Regions from separate parts of the Homo sapiens genome. Here region 1 is linked to region 2. A link is a loop called in an ENCODE intact Hi-C map of the cell type or tissue named here. Cell type or tissue: B cell. All regions are shown on one strand. Each heading gives the region's core, and the rest is flanking DNA. Links, peaks and the distances in the headings are about the cores only. Region 1 overlaps BACE2 (beta-secretase 2). Region 2 overlaps MX2 (MX dynamin like GTPase 2).

Evidence for each region. Hi-C counts contacts between places; a loop is a spot of excess contacts. Peaks named below come from ENCODE experiments on the same cell type or tissue, not always from the same donor. Only the 100,000 strongest peaks of a DNase experiment are listed, where the experiment ranks them.
Region 1: a loop joins it to region 2, with 9 times the contacts of the local background. A loop is called at or near these places in 1 of 110 quality-filtered maps.

What each region holds. Positions count from the first base shown.
Region 1 is chr21:41,227,777-41,240,600 of GRCh38, forward strand. BACE2 (beta-secretase 2) reads left to right here. Exons shown (of 9, transcript NM_012105.5): 3 at 9,737-9,953. Among named protein-coding and RNA genes, the nearest start is that of PLAC4, 49 kb to the left of the region's middle. RefSeq lists a silencer at 12,370-12,514. In B cell, for the core only: no CTCF peak of the experiment used is centred there; DNase peaks (open chromatin) are centred at 4,445 and 6,395; H3K4me3 peaks cover 1,283 bases; H3K27ac peaks cover 1,714 bases.
Region 2 is chr21:41,363,710-41,370,356 of GRCh38, forward strand. All of the region lies in intron 1 of MX2 (MX dynamin like GTPase 2), which reads left to right. Among named protein-coding and RNA genes, the nearest start is that of MX2, 5.0 kb to the left of the region's middle. RefSeq lists silencers at 852-901, 5,166-5,215, enhancers at 3,826-3,925, 3,977-4,478, 4,646-4,695, 5,078-5,766, 5,476-5,535 and 3 more and a cis regulatory region at 6,400. In B cell, for the core only: no CTCF peak of the experiment used is centred there; DNase peaks (open chromatin) are centred at 4,332, 5,492, 5,872, 6,332 and 1 weaker place; H3K4me3 peaks cover 3,486 bases; H3K27ac peaks cover 3,877 bases.

The sequences.
Region 1 (12,824 bases), core at 4,407-8,406, 130 kb before region 2:
TGCTATAACCACAAACGTGTGTAGAAGTCGTGGTGGTGTTTCTCTCTGTGTGTGCAGCAGAGGTTTGGTTTACGATGGCTTATGCTGCCCCGTCCCACTCAGATCTGTGATTCATCCAAGTCCTCAGTCCCCAAACAGCCCTCACCTCCAACTGTTCACTCTGGACTGCTCATCATGGAACAGGACTTGGAGTTGGTCCAAACCCCTCATTTTGATTCCTGCGGCACAGGAGTTCAGAGAGACAGGGGACTTGCCCAAGTTCAAGCTTTGAGGCCAGCAGTCCCCAAACCTTCAGCCAACACCTGCTTTTTATAACAAGTGCTTTGTCATTCCCTGAAGTAAATGCAAAGGTCATATGACTTATCTACATACACAGCTCAAAGTGCCCTGACGTCATATGGGGGGAATACAAGGGAAGTAATGTATAACCGGCTAATCAGTACCTCAGTACGTGAACACTCTGGCTCCGTGGTGCTGGTAGACCACGCAGTAGGCAGATGCTGGAGGTGAGTTAACATCACCATGGACATGTACACCCAGTGTAGACTGATCAAGGCAAGCTGACTTACACTCACACACCCCAAGCAGCTCAGCTTGCTGTCTTAGACTGTTGTGCTGCTATAAGAGAATACCCAAGGCTGGGGAGTTTATAAAGAAAAGAGGTTTATTTGGCTCATGGTTCTGCAGGCTGTACAAGAAGCATGGTGCCAGGCTCTCAGGCTGCTTCCAGTCATGGTGGAAGGTGAAGCAGAGCCAGTGTGCAGAGATCACATGGGAGAGAGGAAGCAAGGGTAGGGGAAGGACGTGCCAGACTTTTTTTCAACAATCGATCAGCCCTCCCTGGAGCTAACAGAGTGAGATCTCAGTCATTATTATGGGCAAGGCACAAAGCCATTCTTGAGAGATCCGACCTCACTACGCAAACACTTTCCACCAGGCCCCACTTCCTACACTGGGGATCAAATTTCAACATGAGAATTGGAGGGGACAGATATCCAAACTCTATCAGTTGCTGATGTGATTTTCCAGAATGGACAAGAATCTTAGGAAAGTTCCAAGAAAAACAGAAAGAGAATCAGCTTCCCTGGATTTCCATAGTAGCGAATATGCAATGTATACTAAACCTGTGTAGAAAAGATGGTATGCATATGTGAATGGGAGGTGCATTCTGTGCTCATATGATCCAGCAGATTTCACCCATGTTGATGCCCAGAGCGACTTTGGAAAGTGGTGTGGGATGGGAACAATACTTCATTTTGCATGACTGCCCTTCACATTCCAGGATAACCAGCATGCTTATCAAACACACCCCCAAAGTTTCCAAAACTTCCCCTAGGGGACAGGACCTTCCCCATTGAGAACCGCTTATCTGAATAGTCCCTGATAGTCCCAGCCCTGTGTTGTTTCCACTGCTGGGCTCTAGTCTGTACGACACGTTTTCCACGTTTCCCCCTCACTGGGGCTCAGCACACAGGGGCAGAACCAACACACGTGGAGCTTGCATTTCCTCGTTTAGCAATTCTTTCCCACTTAGAATAGGTTTTTCTCTCATCATCTGTAGATGCAAGATACAACAGAAAGAAGCAGTAAAGCACAGTAAAGTCAAGGTTAGGGTGATGTGGATGGTGACTTTCCAGATTTAAAGGGAACCATGCAAGTCAAGCCCTGTGGATGGCTACTTTTTTCATGGCAGATAAATAGCAGTTCTGTGGCAGCCGCTCATCGCCAGAGTCCATCAAGGTCAAAGTATGCTTCTCAATCCACACATCCTTTCGCTATGCAGAGGCAATTGTTGAAACCTTCAAGGGTAAATAATACTCTGCATTATCAAGACTATGTGCAATATTTCATCAACCGTAGACAACCCACCGCATCTTTCTCAGCTCCCTTCAACTGTGTTCAGTGTTTGGTTGAGCTGTGGTTCTCTTTCAGGCTACCGTGGGACACATCTCTCTTACTTACCTGCTAGCCCTGTTTTGCATTCAAGTGGCAGATGGTTCCTGTTTTCCATCCTTTGGGCTTCTCTAGTCCATATGCATTTGATGAATATGAAAACTGGGATCATCCAGAACTCATTTGATGACTAAGCCTTCCCTCCTGCTAATCTCACAAGATAATTCAGGATTTCTTGCCACCATTCTGACCACTCAAGGTTCTGATCTGTTTCTTCTTTTGTGGGTAAATAAAAAGAGAAAGAACACACCAGTGTCTGGGGAAAGCCCCTCAATGGTTGGTTTCACCCCATTGCCACTTCCACCATTCAAATTCAGTGTACCTTCCTTATTTGCGAGTACTGCAGAGACTGACTTATTACATATAACACATCACGCACCTTTTGGGTGTCTACCCTGGTACCGCCTTTCTTTTCAAGAGACCATTCTTCAACAGAACTGTAAGGTTTCTTCTTGGCTGAATCAGATGTGACGCATCCCACTTCTGCGTTTGAGGCGAGTTCTATTCCTTCAGCTGCATCCCTGCTACCATGCTTGCTTTGCAGATTAAATTCTTAGATTGATATTAACTTGTTTCCTTTTATCTGCTTTTTACATGCTTTATTATGGTTGATATGCTTTATGATTGAAAGATATGAATATTTTCTTTCAATGTCAATTATGTATAATTAATTTGTCTAATGCTTTCGTGTAACTTTAGAGCTGGCCTAAGTTATACTTTCAACCATTGTATTTGATGGGAGCCAAGAGACTGTCCTTTTGCCTTCTCAATTTTTGACAAAGGTTTCTTTTCTGAGCTGCAGCTCTCTGCCCTGTGATGTGTCTGTATTTGCTTGTGCTTCTGATCTCTCTTAGTTATAATAAGGTTCTGGTTGGGTTTGTCCGCCTCTGATTCACGTCCTCAGTCTTTGGATATTCAGGTCTAATGCTTCCTGAAACATGTTACAGTAATTGGAGATTTGGCGTGGGGTTCTTTGACAAGATCTCTTTGATTTATGGAATGAGATGTCAGGCTACCATTAGTCATTTGTGAGCTCGTCTTTATCAGAATCCATCTTTTCATGGTGGTGAATGTTCCAATGAGTTACTATAGAGCAAAAAAAGAAAAAAAGAAAAGAAAAGATCATGTATTTTTTAAATGTACATCTTTTTTAGCCAATAAAATCTCACCTCCAGCTAGTTGGCTTGAAGAGAGATCCAGTATACTCATCCCTTGACCCTCCACGAATCTATTCAGGAGATTAAGTATATTTCCATTAAAATGTCTCCTTACTTCTGTACTATATCCGGGTTGAAGCTCACAGAGCAAGAGACCAATTTATTTTCCTCAACTAATGTTTGTAAGGGACTTCTTTAAGGAGGCTAAACTGGATACAGATCAAATGGCTTTCCATTCAATGAGGACAGATATTTTTACCTGATTATTGAGATCATTTCTCAAGCATGTCCATCATTTGCCTAGTAGAAGGGGACTTGCTGTTTTGGAGCCTGTGAGCATTTAACGTTATTGAGGATGTTGATGAACCGCCAGGCTGGGCAGGCTGAGCTGACCCTGAACCTCAGGGGGTCTCATGCATTCAGGTCTGGTGACTTCGAGAATCACAGAAGATTAAGAGGGGCATCCGGTCACCTGGGCCAGGACAGTAAGCCCACGGGTAGATTTCAGACCCTGAGAGCCCCAGGGAAGTCCTGAGCAGAATTCTTTAGGAGACTCAGCATTCCCTGGGTCGAATGGCTTAGGAGAACCAGAGCTGACCCAAGGATTGAACTCTAGAATTCTGCACATCCACCTTCTCTTTTCGTGTTCTCTGCAACCAACAGCAGGTTTCTTTTGAAATAATAAAACGTTCTGTAGCTCTTTTCCCCTCAGTTCAATTGATTTCACTTTTTAATCCTGCATTCCCTGAGCACTCTTATCAGAGGCAGAACATCTTCTGAATTTGGTTCAAAGTGTTTTTATTACTGTGAGCAGGCTTTTTCCTGGCCACCCACATCCCTGATTGATTGCTGTTTCTGAGCACCCAGAATGGACATTGCCAAGGAGAAGCCCATCCAGGTTTCTTGCTCCATGTATTTAATTATTGTGCAGAGCAATTGAGAGCCAAAGCATTTTAGTCGCAAGAGGTGGGACGTTAGAAAATGAAGATGAAGGCATGTTTTTCATTTAAAGTGCTGGAAACTCTACGCTAATAATAACCCCTAGAGTCACTTATGAATGATTCTTCTCTGGGGTTTTACTCAGAGGTTTAGTTCAAGGAACCCAGAGAATATGAATATGAACTGAGAATTACCTTTTTTTTTTTTTTTTTAACATTATCTAGGACTGTGCTTTCTACAAGGCTAGCCACAAGTCACATGTGGCTATTTAAATTTAAATGAATGTTAAATAGAAGTTCGGTCTTTCAGTTGCACTATAATCGCATTTCAAGTGTTCATTAGTCACAAGCGGCCAGCGTATTGGGCAGGATATTTCTGTCGTCACAGGAGGTTCTGTTGGACAGCGCTGGTGCAGGGCAGAGAGGAACTCTGCCGTTTAGACACCGGTTGCACAAGAGCTTGAAGCGTCACCACCTCGCCTTGACCTCCTTAGCTGAGACACCCCACACACACTTGCTCCTTTCATGGGGTGGTTGGACTTTAGAATGAGACAGCTTTAGATTCAGTAAGAGTAGCTCTATAGGAGCATTTTCCAGAAAACAAACAAACAAACAAAAACATCCTGATGATATGCTTTGGGTGCAAATCTCATGTTGAAATGTGATTCCCAGTGTTGGACCTGGGGCCTCAGTGGAGGCATTTGGGTCATGGGGACAGATCCCTCATGAATGGCTTGTTGCTCTCATCAAGGTGATGAGTGAGTTCTTGCTCCGTTAGTTCACATGAGAGCTGGTTGTTTAAAGGAGCCAGGCACCTCCTCCTCTCTCTCTTGCCCCAGCTCTCACCATGTAATGTACTGTGTCCCCCTTCGCCCTCCACCTTGAGTGGAAGCTTCCTGAGGCCTCACCAGAAGCAGATGCCAGCAACATGCTTCATGCACAGCCTACAGAACCATGAGCCAAAATCATACCTCTTTTCCTTATGAATTATTCACCCTTGGGTATTCCTTTATAGCAATGCAAACATGGCCTAACAGACTTGAATTTTTTTTTTTTTTTTTTGAGACAGAGTCTCGCTCTGTTGCCCAGGCTGGAGTGCAGTGGCACGATATCGGCTCACTGCAAGCTCCACCTCCCGGGTTCATGCCATTCTCCTGCCTCAGCCTCCCGAGTAGCTGGGACTACAGGCGCCCGCCACCACACTTGGCTAATTTTTTGTATTTTCAGTAGAGACGGGGTTTCACCGTGTTAGCCAGGATAGTCTCGATCTCCTGACCTCATGATCCACCTGCCTCGCCTCCCAAAGTGCTGGGATTACCAGACTTGAATTTTCTAATAATAACTCATAGCCTGAAAAAAGGCAGCAAATGATTAATTATAATAATAGCAGCTATTTTGTGGCATATCTCCTGTGTTCCAAGCTTTTGTTCTACATGCTTTACAATATTAACTCTTTTAATCTGCATAATTAACTTCACGAGGGATGGTATTATATTATCACCATTTTTTAGTTGAGGAAACCGAGGCATAGAGAAATAAATAACTTGGCCCTGGGTCACACAGCTAATAAGGGATTGAACTCATATTTGAACCCAGGCAGTATAACTCCAGCTGCCTCTGCTGTCTCTGGAAATGACACCAAAATATCCAGAGTGCTCCCTCTGTAAGGAGACCAGCAACCTGAGCAGGAAACTAGAGAAGACATGCTAAATAGATATGCAGGCTGGTTCAGGTTCTTACTAACACTACAAATTCTACAGAGTTTTCTATAGCCTGGACAGAGTGAAACTAAACTTTTCAAAAGGAAGTCATAGCATTTTAGACTGTTTAGGAAAGATACAATTACTCTACCAGGGCTGGGCAAGGTGGCTCACGCCTGTAATCCCAGCACTTTGGGAGGCTGAAGCAGGTGGATCACCTGAGTTCAGGAGTTTGAGACCAGCCTGACCAACATAGTGAAACCCCATCTCTACTAAAAATACAAAAATTAGCTGGGCATGGTGGCATGCGCCTGTAATCCCAGCTATTAGGGAGGCTGAGGCAGCAGAATCGCTTGAACCCAGGAGGCGGAGGTTGCAGTGAGCTGAGATGGCAGCATTGCACTCCAGCCTTGGTGACATAGCGAGACTCCATCTCAGCAACAACAAACGATTACTCTACCAGACCAGGTAGTATGGTTTGGCTGTGACCCCACTCAAATCTCATCTTGAATTGTAGCTCCCATAATTACCATGTATTGTGGGAGGGACCCAGTGGGAGATAATTGAATCAAGGGGGCGGTTTTTCCCCATACACTGTCTTCGTGGCAGTGAATAAGTTTTACGAGATCTGATGGTTTTATAAGGGGAAATCCCTTTCACTGGCTTTCATTTCTCTCTTCCCTTCCCCATGTAAGACATGCCTTTCACCTTCCACCATGATTGTGAGGCCTCCCCAGCCACGTAGAATTGTGAGCCCATTAAACTTCTTTCTCTTTATAAATTACCCAGTCTTAGGTATGCCTTTATCACAGTGTAAAAACAGACTAATACACCAGGAGTTGGCAAACTCTAGCCCATGAGCCAAATCTGACCTGCTGCCTGTTTTAGTAAATAAAGTTCTATCAGAACACAGCCATGCAGCTATGCAAGTTTACTTACACATTGTCTGTGGCTGCTTCCACATTACGTTTGAGAGCTGAGTAGTTATCACAGAGATCCCATGGCCTACAAACCTAAAACGTCTATTATTTGTTTCTTTATGGAAAGAAATTGCCAACCTCTGTTCTAGATCCTATTCTCCAAGCATTTCAAGATAATTAGTCTTTGTATATTTCTGAACTTGAGGAATGAACCCAAATTGTCAAAATGGACTGAATAATTCAGTATTTTTATTGCTATTCAACATAAGCGTGTTCATCTCCTCCCATGTGGCAGGCACATCTGAATTTATATTGGCACTAACACTTGGCATTCCGCCAATCTTCAAATACCCCATTTCAAAGACCTGACTGCATGTTACCTGGGTAATTTCTGGTGGATCCCTTAGTGCTCTAAGGACCCTCTGTGGTCACTTTTCTGTTTTTGTACCTGCCCATTGTCGGGAGATCTGCGCACAGAAAACATTCACTGAATGCCTCTCTTACTTTATGATCACGGTGGAGTGAACCAAGATAGTAGGCAAATATTAAAAGCCAACCATCTTTATATTCTGTACCCCATTATGAAGTTAGAATCAGCTGTTTCCCCCAAATCCGTTTGCCAGACCTTCGTAAAATAACATATTTCTCCTGATTATAAAAATAATGCATGCAAACATGGAGGGACCTAACCACAAGAATAGGAGTCCTCCCACCTCCAATCCTGCCACCCCAGCTGGCCACTGTTAATATTTGAGTGTAATAAATAGTTTTGAAGGAGAGTCTGTCTCATTGACGTATTTTTCTTTTAACTTTTTCTCTGCATCATTTAAAATTTCTTAGAAAAAGAAACATTTTTCCCTTGGCACATAATAGCGCATCATATGGATATGCTGTAATTTACTGAACTGTTTCCTTGTTACTGAGCATTTGGATGGTTTCCAGCTGTTTGCTGTTATACATAAAACATCACGACCATCCTGGCACATGAACCTCTGTCTGCTTCCTGGTGTCTCCTTAGGGTCAGATTCTCAGAAGTGCAGTTACTGAATTAAAGATAGTTAACATTTTTGATGCTTATGAGATATACCAAGAATGAGTTAATGAATAAAAGGCCAGATAGGGTGGCTCATGCCTGTAATCCCAGCATTTTGGGAGGCTAAGGTAGGAGGATTACTTGAGCCCAGGAGTTTGAGACTAGCTCGGGCAATATAATGAGACCCTGTCTCGGCAAAAAAAGAAAGAAAAATATTAGTTGGGCTTGATGGTGTGCACCTGTAGTCCCAGTTACTCAGTAGGCAGAGGTGGGAGGATCTCCTGAGCCCAGGAGTTCAAGCTACTGTGAGCCATGATTGCGCTATGGCACTCCAGCCTGGATGACAGAGCAAGACCTTTTCTTTAAAAGAAATAATAAATGAATGAATGAATGAATGAATGAACAAATGATCATGTCATCTCCAAACTTCTTTACTGACCTTAAGCAAGACTGCACTAGTTCATGTAATCCCACAACAAAGACTTATTAACACGTGTTAATGTTCACAGACTGATTATTAAAACAGAGTGAAATCAAGCCTGCAGGTGAGCAGGATCGCTTTAGTATGATCTACTGGGTGATTTGATATTTAGCTTAGAATTGTGATTATTTTCTTAGGAGGAGCATGGTTTGAGTTCATAGACATTTGCCTAGAGATGTTTCTTAGGTTCCTTCCTATATTCCAGCAGTTTTCAAACTCAAATGGGCATAGGAATGACCTTATAGGGTGGGACTCCCCAGGGCCATGACACCTGCTGTCCTCTCTCCACAGTGCTCTACCCCTAGAGAGCCCCAGGTCTCACTGTCTTCATTCAGGTCTCATGCAAACATGGTTGGATCCAAGAGTTCTCTCCAACCACTGGGTCACTTGAGGTCCCCTTGCCTGCTTTGTTCCCTGGGTGGCTCTCGTCCCGTAACCACCATTCCCGCATTCATTATCTCTCCTCACTGCAGCATAAACTGAGGGGGCAGGACTTTCGTCTGATCTTGTGAATGTCGTTCTGCGTCAGTAGCTCTTACCTCCAGGGCCACGTGAGTGTCAGGCTCTCGGTCATGTCACAGTGATTCATGTTCTGGCATGCCATTAGCGTCACTGCCCATATTTTGGTGAGAGTATAATCACCTTTGGGGCATTGGGGGAGAACCTTGAGAAGGACCTGTGACATGAAGGACCTGGGCTTCAGCAGGTAGGGCTTGGTCATTATTTGTCACATGAGTTGTATGTGTGAACCTGAACTCCAGCTGCTGCGGGCACAGGCTGGTGGAGCCTCCCTCTGGGATGCCGGCACCTACCCGTGTCACACAGCAGCAGCACAGCAGCCCTGCAAAGCCGGAGGGCCAGGCAGGTGCCAGATTGGGTTGTGTCCTTCAAAGGGTCGTGTCCTACGGTGGCCAAACAAAGCACCTGACTTATAGGGTTTAACTTGGGTATAGTGAAAAATTAAACTCCAGCCACATGTTTACACCAGTGCGTCCCTTCCACATGACATGGAAAACACTGTTACCAAAACATTAGCGATTATGTTTTTGGGGGAAGCTGTCACTTTGTTAACATTGATGCTGTTCATGATAAAGAATGGCTTACAGGCTTACAGTAGACTTTCTGTGTTTAGGATAGCTGCCTTGGACACGGCAACCTTATCTTCATGGTTCGGGAACATGGATACATAAGAGAATGCAAGGGGCTTAGCCGGGCGCAGTGGCTCACGCCTGTAATCCTAGCACTTTGGGAGGCCGAGGCAGGCAGATCACAAGGTCAAGAGATCGAGACCATCCTGGCCAACATGGTGAAACCCCGTCTCTACTAAAATTACAAAAATTAGCTGGGCGTGGTGATGTGTGCCTGTATTCCCAGCTACTCAGGAGGCTGAGGCAGGAGAATCGCTTGAACCCGGGAGGCGGAGGTTGCAGTGAGCCAAGATCCCGCCACTGCACTCCAGCCTGGGTGACAGAGCAAGACTCCGTCTCAAAAATAAATAAATAAAAATAAAATAAAATAAAATGAATACAATATGCTTTTCTTTTCTTTCTCCAGGTCTAGCACATACCGCTCCAAGGGCTTTGACGTCACAGTGAAGTACACACAAGGAAGCTGGACGGGCTTCGTTGGGGAAGACCTCGTCACCATCCCCAAAGGCTTCAATACTTCTTTTCTTGTCAACATTGCCACTATTTTTGAATCAGAGAATTTCTTTTTGCCTGGGATTAAATGGAATGGAATACTTGGCCTAGCTTATGCCACACTTGCCAAGGTAAGGCTAATCCATGGATTTAAGGAAATCAAATAACAGGATGAGATTCTGAAAATCAGTCATTAAAGGGCTGACACATGAGTCTTGGGCTGTTCTTGGAGACAGTGAGAACCACGTGGTGGAAACAGACCAGCATTCACACAATTATATTTCCAAGCATTTTTTAAATTGAAGGTAAACAGCATGATTCTTGGAACCTTCCTGTAAGACAGGCAATAGCATTAACTTTTTGTTTTATTTTCGTTTTATAGTTTAAAATGTTAACAGAATTTGAATCATGTAGATTGTGGTGTGTGTTTAGGAGTTTTTACTAAGGTGGGATTAAAAGAAAACACATTTATTAAATTCATACGTTTGCGTGAAGATGGAGCCTGCAGACGGCCCTGGAATGCAGGCAGGGGGTGGTGCCCTCCGCCAGGCTGGGACGTGGCCTGTTTTCCTGGCTCTGCAGGGGACACCTCCGAGGAGACACCCAGCATGGGAATATGGGCAGCCTGAAGGCATGCCCTGGGGAGAGCCAGCCCTTCCCAGTGGTGGTGAGCCCCAGAGGAATTGTGGAACCCTGCTCTTGCCATCACCAGAGCCTCCCCACATGGGGAAAGACAGAATTGGATGTTCACCAAATATTTGTACTTGGGGCCTACCCAAAGGAAATATGTCTGTATGCAGGAGGAGGGAGGCAGGCAGGGGAATTTCCACCTGGAGGCATTGCCAAAGGCAGGCGGGAGTAGACGCTAGGGGTGTGTGCAGGGCTCCTGGAGTCCACATGGGTTTGTATGTTTATTGCGGCATTATTCACAATAGCAAAGACTTGGAACCAACCCAAATGTCCAACAATGATAGACTGGATTAAGAAAATGTGGCACCTATACACCATGGAATACTATGCAGCCATAAAAAATGATGAGTTCATGTCCTTTGTAGGGACATGGATGAAATTGGAAATCATCATTCTCAGTAAACTATCACAAGAACAACAAACCAAACACCGCATATTCTCACTCATAGGTGGGAATTGAACAATGAGATCACATGGACACAGGAAGGGGAATATCACACTCTGGGGACTGTGGTGGGGTGGGGGGAGGGGGGAGGGATAGCCTTGGGAGATATACCTAATGCTAGATGACGAGTTAGTGGGCGCAGCGCACCAGCATGGCACATGTATACATATGTAACTAACCTGCACAATGTGCACATGTACCCTAAAACTTAAAGTATAATTAAAAAAAAAAAAAAAAAAAAAAAAAGAACTGCAGAAGGAGACCAGCTCTCCTGGCCCTGTACCTGGGTACCACGCCCTGGCCTCACCTTGCTCAGCGTTAGGCTTGGAACCAGAGCTATGTGTGGAAGGGAACAGAAGTGATTGCTGGAGCAATAGGCCCCCACTGTCCCATGAGGATAATCTTCCCATCGTGGAAGAACATTTGTTCCAGCTCAAGTTTATGAGCAGATGGGGGTGGGGTGGGGAGGGCAAGAGGAAGTTTACAGCCCTTGGCCCCTCCAAGGAGACAGAATCACAATTACTGAGAGCCTATTAGGCCCTAGGCTGAGAAGATACAAGATAAGATGTGGGTCACTCAGTGCTCAGGACTCCCCTGTGAGGCATACTTTGTAAGGTCATATTCTCCCCATTTTCTTTTTCTTTTTACTTTTTTATTTTTTTGAGAGAGAGTCTCACTCTATTTCCCAGGCTGGAGTGCAGCAGTGTAATCTCAGCTCACTGCAACCTCTAGCTCCCGGGTTCAAGTGATTCTCGCACCTCAGCCTCCCAAGTAGCTGGGACCACAGGCACATGCCACAACGCCTGGCTAAGTTTTGTAGTTTTGGTAGAGATGAGGTTTCACTATGTTGGCCAGGCTGGTCTCAAACTCCTGAGCTCAAGTGATCCATTCACATCAGCCTCTCAAAGTGTTGGGATTGTGGCATGAGCCACCGTGCCTGGCCTTATTCCCCCCATTTTCAAGATGTGGGGATTGAGGATCAGTGAGCTGTTGCCCCTTTGAAATCAGGCATGGAGCTTCTCACTGTCTGCAGAGCCAGGGCTGGCTCATGAACCTTTTGTCCTCTGTATCATAGATAATTGCAGACGCATGAAAACTTCCGTTCCTAAATACATTTTCAAAATGCTTTATCTGTATGTGACTGGAAATGAAAGATGTATATGACTGGTTTTATGCAAATTGTTCCGAAGATGATAGAGTAAACCTAAATTGCCTGGAATTAATAATATGTAAAGATTCTGTGAGAACAGACCCCTTCGGGGTTTGCTCAGACCTCCTGACTCTCCGTGCGACATTTTATCTTTTCATTTATGAAATTCCAAGATTACTGACAATTGGCTTCCCATTTCCAGGGTTTGAGGAGACAGCAGTAGGACTCATAGGAAGCAGAATGTGGCTGGGAACAGGGCCTGCAGGGTGAGCTGGGCAGACTGCCCACAGGGGTCTCTGAGACAGGTGGGCTGAGCGCTCTGCAGTGGTCAGGTTGTGTGGTGGCCCCTGGTCCATTCCAGGGGCTTCCTGTCAAGGCTGTGTCAGGAACACCTACTGGGCTTCTAACACTATAGCTGCCTGGGCCCCACTGCTGCTGAATCAGGTTCTCTCAGGGTTGGTTGTGGGCACCTGGATGCTTTTAATCCCTAGAGGGATCCCGAGGCACAGCCCTAGTGAAGGACTTGACAGAATGATTGCAGCTCCTTCGCTGTGTGCGTGTGCCAGGTACTGCTCCAAGTGCTTTACAGGTATTGGCCCATTTAAGCCCCAGAGCGGCTCCAGGCAGCTGCCCTTATCCCTGTTTCACAGGGAAGGAAGCAAAGGAACAAGTCACTCGGCTGGCAAGTGGCAGAGCCTGTCTCCCATCGTGTTTGCT
Region 2 (6,647 bases), core at 2,648-6,647:
ACTGGTTGCAAGCCAGCAATAGTGGCTATGCCCGTGTGGGAGACGCAGCTTGCCTTAGACTTCAGCGGGAACCACCATGTCCGGCACAGCCATTTCCATCCTTCCCAGGGGTGCTTACGTGATCCTGGCAGTCTCAGTCAAACTTCCAAACTCAGCAGGGAATGTGTGTGCTTGTCCTCCAATCTCAACACCCTGGGATGCAGTGTCAGGTGCAGGTCAGAGACAGCAGTGGAGACCCGATTCCCAGCCCTGGGCTGGGGCCCCCACAAGGCCTCCAGCATCTCCCCATGGCCCAGTTTCCTCATCTGCAGGACAGGCTCTCTTGAGAATTTGGGGGGATGATAGACCCAAAAGCATTCTGGAGCCAGAGGCTTCTGCCTTCGTCGGGGGCATCAGGGAGTGTCAGTCATGAATTCACCATGACTTCTGACCACCTCTGCCTGGACTCCCTCACCTCAGTGCTGCCTAAGCTGGGTAACCACCAGCTTCCTGGGCCTTCACCCCGCAGGGCCTTCCTCTCCAGTGATGCGCCTGGAAAGAGGGATTTCTCTTTGCAAAGGTCTCTGGAATTGCCAAGTTATGGCTTTAAGCATATGTAGGGAAACTCCCTCCCCTTTGCACTTTTGGAGTTTTTTTCCAGCCCTCAATAGAAATCAATACAGTGACCAGGCTGCCCTTTTCACCACACTCTCAGGCTCCTGAGGACCCTGGTGGAAGATGGACTAAGCACATCCTGGGCATCGGGGACAGGCACCGGCTCCTCAAGCGTGGACAGGGACAGGGATGGGGCGGGGCAGCGCTGCAGGAGGTGGGGCCTGGGCTGATTTTCTTGCTGTACTACTTTCAGTCACTACGTACCTGTTATGGGTTGAACTAGGCTCCCTGTATTAGTCAGAGTTCTCTAGAGGGACAGAACTAATGGAATATAAAAAAATAAATATATACATATATATGGAAGTTTACTAAGTATGAATTTACAGGATCACAAGGTCCACAATAAGCAATCTGCAGCCTGAGGAGCAAGGGGAGCCAGTGTGAGTCCCAAAACCTGAAGAACTTGGAGTCCAATGTTCGAGGGCAGGAAGCATCCAGCACAGGAGAAAGCTGTAGGCTGGGAGGCTAAACCAGTCTCTCTTTTCACATTTTTCAGCCTGCTTTATATTCTAGCTTTGCTGACAGCTGATTAGATGGTGCCCACCTAGACTGAAGGTGGATCTGCCTTTCCAAGCCACTGACTCAAATGTTAATCTCCTTTGGCAACACCTCACAGACACACCCAGGATCAGTACTTTGCATCCTTCAACCCAATCAAGTTGACACTCAGTATTAACCATCACACCCCTCAAATGTATATGTTCAAATCCTAACCTCAGAACCTCTGAATGTGACCTTAGTTGGAAATAGGGTCTTTGCAGATGTAATTAAAGACGAGGTTGTTTTCCAGTAGGGTGGGCCCTAATCCAATATGACTGGTATCCTTATAAAACAGGAAAATTTGTTTGTTTGTTTGTTTGTTTGTTTGTTTAACTTCTATTTTAGGTTCAGGGGTCCATGTGCAGGTTTGTTACATGGGTAGATTGTGTCATGGGAGTTTAGTGCACACATTATTTCATCACTCGGGTAATAAGCGTAGTAGCCAATGGATAGCTTTTTGCTCCTCTCCTTCCTCCCACCCTCTACCCTTGAGTAGGCTCAGGTGTCTCTTGTTCTCTTCTTTGTGGCCATGTGTGTTTAATGTTTAGCTCCCACTAATAATTGAGAACATGTGGTATTTGGTTTTCTGTTACTAGATTAGTTTGCTTAGGATTATGGCCTCCAGTTCCATCCATGTTCCTGCAAAGGACATGATCTCATTCTTTTTGATGGTTGCATAGTATTCCATAGTGTATATGTACCACGCTTTTTTATCCAGTCTACCATTGATGGCCATTTAGGTTGATTCTATGTCTTTGCTATTGTAACGGTGCTGCCATGAACATTCGTCTGCATGTGTCTTTGCGGTAGAATGATTTCTATTCCTTTGGGTACATACGCTGTAATGGGATTGCTGGGTCGAATGGTAATCCTGTTTAAGTTCTTTGAGGAGTCACCAGACTGCTTTCCACATGGCTGAACTAATTCGCACTCCCACCAGCAGTGCAGAAGTGTTCCCCAAAAGGGGACATTTGGACACAGACACGCAGAAGCCCACTCCTGCCTCCTCACTCAGCCTGGATTTGTCTCAGTCGCCCTCGCTTGCCTCTCACACGTGTGCACCCTCACACTGCTTCAGCATCTGCCGGTCCTCCGGCCTTTGCTCTTAGAGCAGAGATTCTCAACCTTTCTCCATTTGGGCTTCCCTGAGTGGTTCCGTAGTTCATTTATGGTGCCCGCCACCCAAAATAAATTCCTGGCAGTTCTATTTACTAATTAGGTAGGTCCAAACAACTCAGTAATAGTAGGCTGGGTGGTGTCCAACAGCTGCCTTCGTGTATCACTGGGAAATCTTAAAGATCCCACAGTGGCCTGTGAGTTTGCTGAAATACCCCAGGTGCACAGTTTGGGGAACATAGTCTTATAGATTTGATGAATTCCCTTTTTGCACCTGTATATCACTCACGGGGCTGATCTATGACTGGTGTGCTAGTCCATTTGTGTCACGATAGAGGTAAACCTGAGACTGAGTAACTTACAAAGAAAAGAGGTTTAGCCGGGCACAGTGGCTCACGCCTGTAATCCCAACACTTTGGGAGGCCAAGTCGGGTGGATCACCTGAGGTCAGGAGTTGGAGACCAGCCTGACCAACATGGAGAAACCTCATCTCTACTAAAAATACAAGATTAGCTGGGCGTGGTGGTGCATGCTTGTAATCCCAGCTACTAGGGCAGGCAGAGGTCCTTCTCAGATGCTTTGGGTCCTGCCATTGAAAGGGAAGAAGAGAAGTCCCTTCCCTGGGAGAGCCTCAGTGATCCCTGCACAAGACCAGCCGTCTTCCTCCGCCCCATATTGTTCAGCCCTGGCACCCTGTGTTGTGCGTGGAGTCCCTTGTTTTCCTCTATCTTATCAGGAACCAGTTCTAGGTTCCTAACCTGGTCTGACCCCGGCACCCTGTCCTGTTACACAAGAAACCCGGATGCTGATATATATATGTCCCAACATTGCCCTTCCAGAGCCTCTCCAGCTGTGACTCACTGTTGACATGGCAACCCCCACCCCCTGGACTCCTCGCTCAACCCACAAAGACTATCTCTTGCGTACTCTGCTCTGAGGTGTTTTAAAAAGCGCCACCATAAACCTGTAACACAAGAATGAAACCCAGCAAGAATCAGGGGACAGGAACCAAGGAACATGACATCACGTGAGAACTAAGGGCCGCTCTGATTGACCATAGCATTTGGCTCTCAGCCTCCCACGGCCAAGGCTAAGGGAGGATAGGACAATTGTCTCTCTCACTCTTGAACAAGAGGGAGCTCCTGGATTCACCGGGAGAGTAAATTTGACTAGCTTGGACTTCTGCAAGGTAATTTGTTGTGACTGCATATTAAGGAGACTAATCTTAACATAATCTTAACATAATTTCTTTATATTAAGGAGATTAAATAAATCCATGGATATGTTCTTGAGTGAAATTTTTTTTTTTTTAAAGCAGAGACCTTTTCCACGGGATCACATTTTCTTTTGACACTCCTGGGAGGCAGGCAGGACCATGTTAAGTGGCTGTTTTTCAGTGAATGATTCTACGGGGAAACCTGAATAAGATGGTAATGTTATAGGAAAGTGTCTGATGCAGAACCCGGCAATGGCTAAAACTGGAAGATGCAAAGCAGCCTGCTAGTGTGGGAGCTGCAATAAACCAAATCCCTTTTTTTTCTCAGTCAGAAGGAGGGACTTTCCAAGCTTGATCCTCTAAGAAAAAAGGATCCCCTCCTATTTTCTTACCGATTTTCAATTCATCCAGAATGCATGCTTCTTAGTCTTCAGACTCCTGGCCTGGTCACCGCTTGAAAATATTTGGCAGCCCCCTGGTTTAACAGCAGCCTCGAAGTTGACAGCAACTCCAAATCCTGCGGCTCAGCAGTACAGAGCCAGCTGGCCTCACCTCTCCTCTGGGTCCACTGCATCTTATCAAGGCCTTGCTGTCCTTCCTTGGATCCGTCACCCCCGACCTGGCCCTCAGTAGCTCCCTCCTGGATTCTGACCTCACCCTGTTCCTCATCTTTGTCTTAACTCTTAACTTGGCTGTCTGCTGCACCCTGACAGCCACCTTGTCTTCTCTTTTCTCCTCTTCTCTCACCAGCTGTCTTCTTGGTTTTTCAGTTCCCCTCTCTCAAGACCTGCACTTTCTCTTCAAGTCAAGGTCCACAGCTCCCATGCTCTGCATTTATACTGGGCTGCGGAAGCTCCCACGTGGGGACCAAGCCCTGGAGAGGAACCCACAGTGCAGCGGCTCCTGAAAGCAGAGGCCTGCACCCCTAAGCCTCTTAAGCCCCCCACTTTCATTCCCTCCTGCCTCTGTGCATAGCCCAAGTCCCACCTGTCCATGTGTCACCCGGCTCTTCCGTGTCGTCTCCGTGAGCCTGCAGGGGCACCCAGCCAGCCGACAGGCTCCCGAGACAGTCCACTCACACAGACACACTGTAGCCATTTCTGAAGATTGTGCAGGGGAGACAGATGGTTCACCAGGCACACACCAGACAACCCGAAACCTACATTCCTTACTCAACAGGCCCGTGTCAGAAAATCCTCCCTAAACTGCAATGGGGAGGGGGACTGAGGGAATTCTCATCCCCTACATGTCACCCCACGGCTCACTCCTGCCTCCGACCTTCACACATGTTCACCCCTGCAACTTTTCACCCCTTTATTTTGCAGAGCAATCTGTGCCCAGCTCCTGTCCTCTCAAACTTAATCAGCTCATGATACGCTTAGCAAGACCTGCCCTTCATGAAAATGAGGGTGAGGGTGAGGGTGGCGACAGTTTTAAATATGTTTTAAAAGGAACATGAAATGAAGAATATTGGGCTTCACAAAAGGAACCCTCCTTTCCCTTGTTCTTTCTTCCCATGGAGAGGAAGAAGTTGAGGCTGAGTTATCACCTCCCATCAGCACTCGGTTTTGTTCCTGGACCCCTGACTTCGTCACCAAGGGCAGCTGGCTCCAGCTCTCAGCCTTTGAAGGATATTGTGGCTAGGGGTTCAGAGTCCCAGGCTCCCTCCCAGACAGATGGGTGGAGTGAGGCCACCTGAGATCTCACTTGCTAGGGTGGGTGCCACCAGGCCCACCGAGCTGCTGGGTCCTGGCCAAGCCCTCCTGTACCCCCTGAGAAAGTCTCCGTAGGGCTAGGAGCTGTTTGTGCCAACTTTAGATGGACTCATCTCTCAGTGATCCCATAAAATTGCTGCCTAGCCCTTCTGGTTTCAAGGATTTCACATCAGAAAACGTTTTACGAACCCAGGGCTAGTTCTGAAAACAGGAAGTGCTTTCAGCCCCCATGGGAGGAGGGGGGTGCAGGAGGCCTGTGGACCTGGACCTCTGGGAGCCAGGCTGGAGAACAGGAGCTGAAGGCTGAGCGGCGGCGGGGCCATTCACACAACCATGGTCTTTCCTCCCAGTGAGGAGGGACCCCAGGTGGGGCTGCTGAGCTCAGGAGCCGCTGGCTCTGCTGGAAGATCCGCCCCTCTGAGGCTGCGCGGGGAGGATGCAAGACTGGGCAAGAGCTCATTAGGAAACGCTGAGACAGAGGGTCCTAGTGAAGATTCCACTGCAGAGAGGGCAGTCCAGGTCATCACAGGGTGACATCTGGGGATGAGGCTGGCCGGGGCACGGGGCAGGTTTTTGAGCCCGGCAGTGTAAGCAGTCTCTGTCCCAAGGGAGGAAAGCCGCTGAGAGCTGCTGGGCCAGCAGGTGGGAGTGCTGGGCTGGCCTCAGGGTTTCTGGAAGGGGTATTCCCGAGAAGTGAGGTGCTGCTCTGGGACTCTGGTGCCCCTGGGGCCTTCCTGCAGGGCGCTCTCAGCAGCCACCTTCGGTAGAAGCCAGGGCCACCCTGCATGGGGGATGATGCCGCATCCAGCACAGAGCCTTGCGATCAGTCACTCTCCTCCCTCCACAATAGCGGGGACCTCCCTGCCCGCCGCACCCCTGCCCCCCGCCCCCGCCCCCGCTCCCGCCCCGCCGTGGCTGTGCAGCAAGCAGGGGACAGTCCCATCAGCAAAGTCGGGGAACTTCCAGGAAGCCCGCGTCCCCCTCAGCCTGCCTTTAGCCAGAAAAGATTCCAAGCTCTGCTCTCTACTTTGGAAAGCCAGTGTTTGCATGTGGAGATTGTTTTGCTAGACTCGACGAGGGTAGCAAAGCAACAGGAAGTGTTCCCCAGAGCTCCGCCCACGACTTGCGTGGCCCAAAGCTGGATGGTCGTCCGTCCCACCATGGCGGGTGGGTAAAGGTTCTTTTCCTGGGCTGTGTCATTCCACCCAGAGCAAGGGATAAGCCTGTGATAGCCGTAAATCCGGAACCACTACCAAGGTGAAAGACCTTCAAGTTAATTGTTGGAACCTGCGGCTCTAACACTTCCAGCAAAGCTACTTCTGTGAAAGCTGTGACGAGCAGAGGAAATGGGACAGGAGAGGAGCTGAATCCTGAGATTGTATCGCTAGGAGCCCCCAAAGTACGAT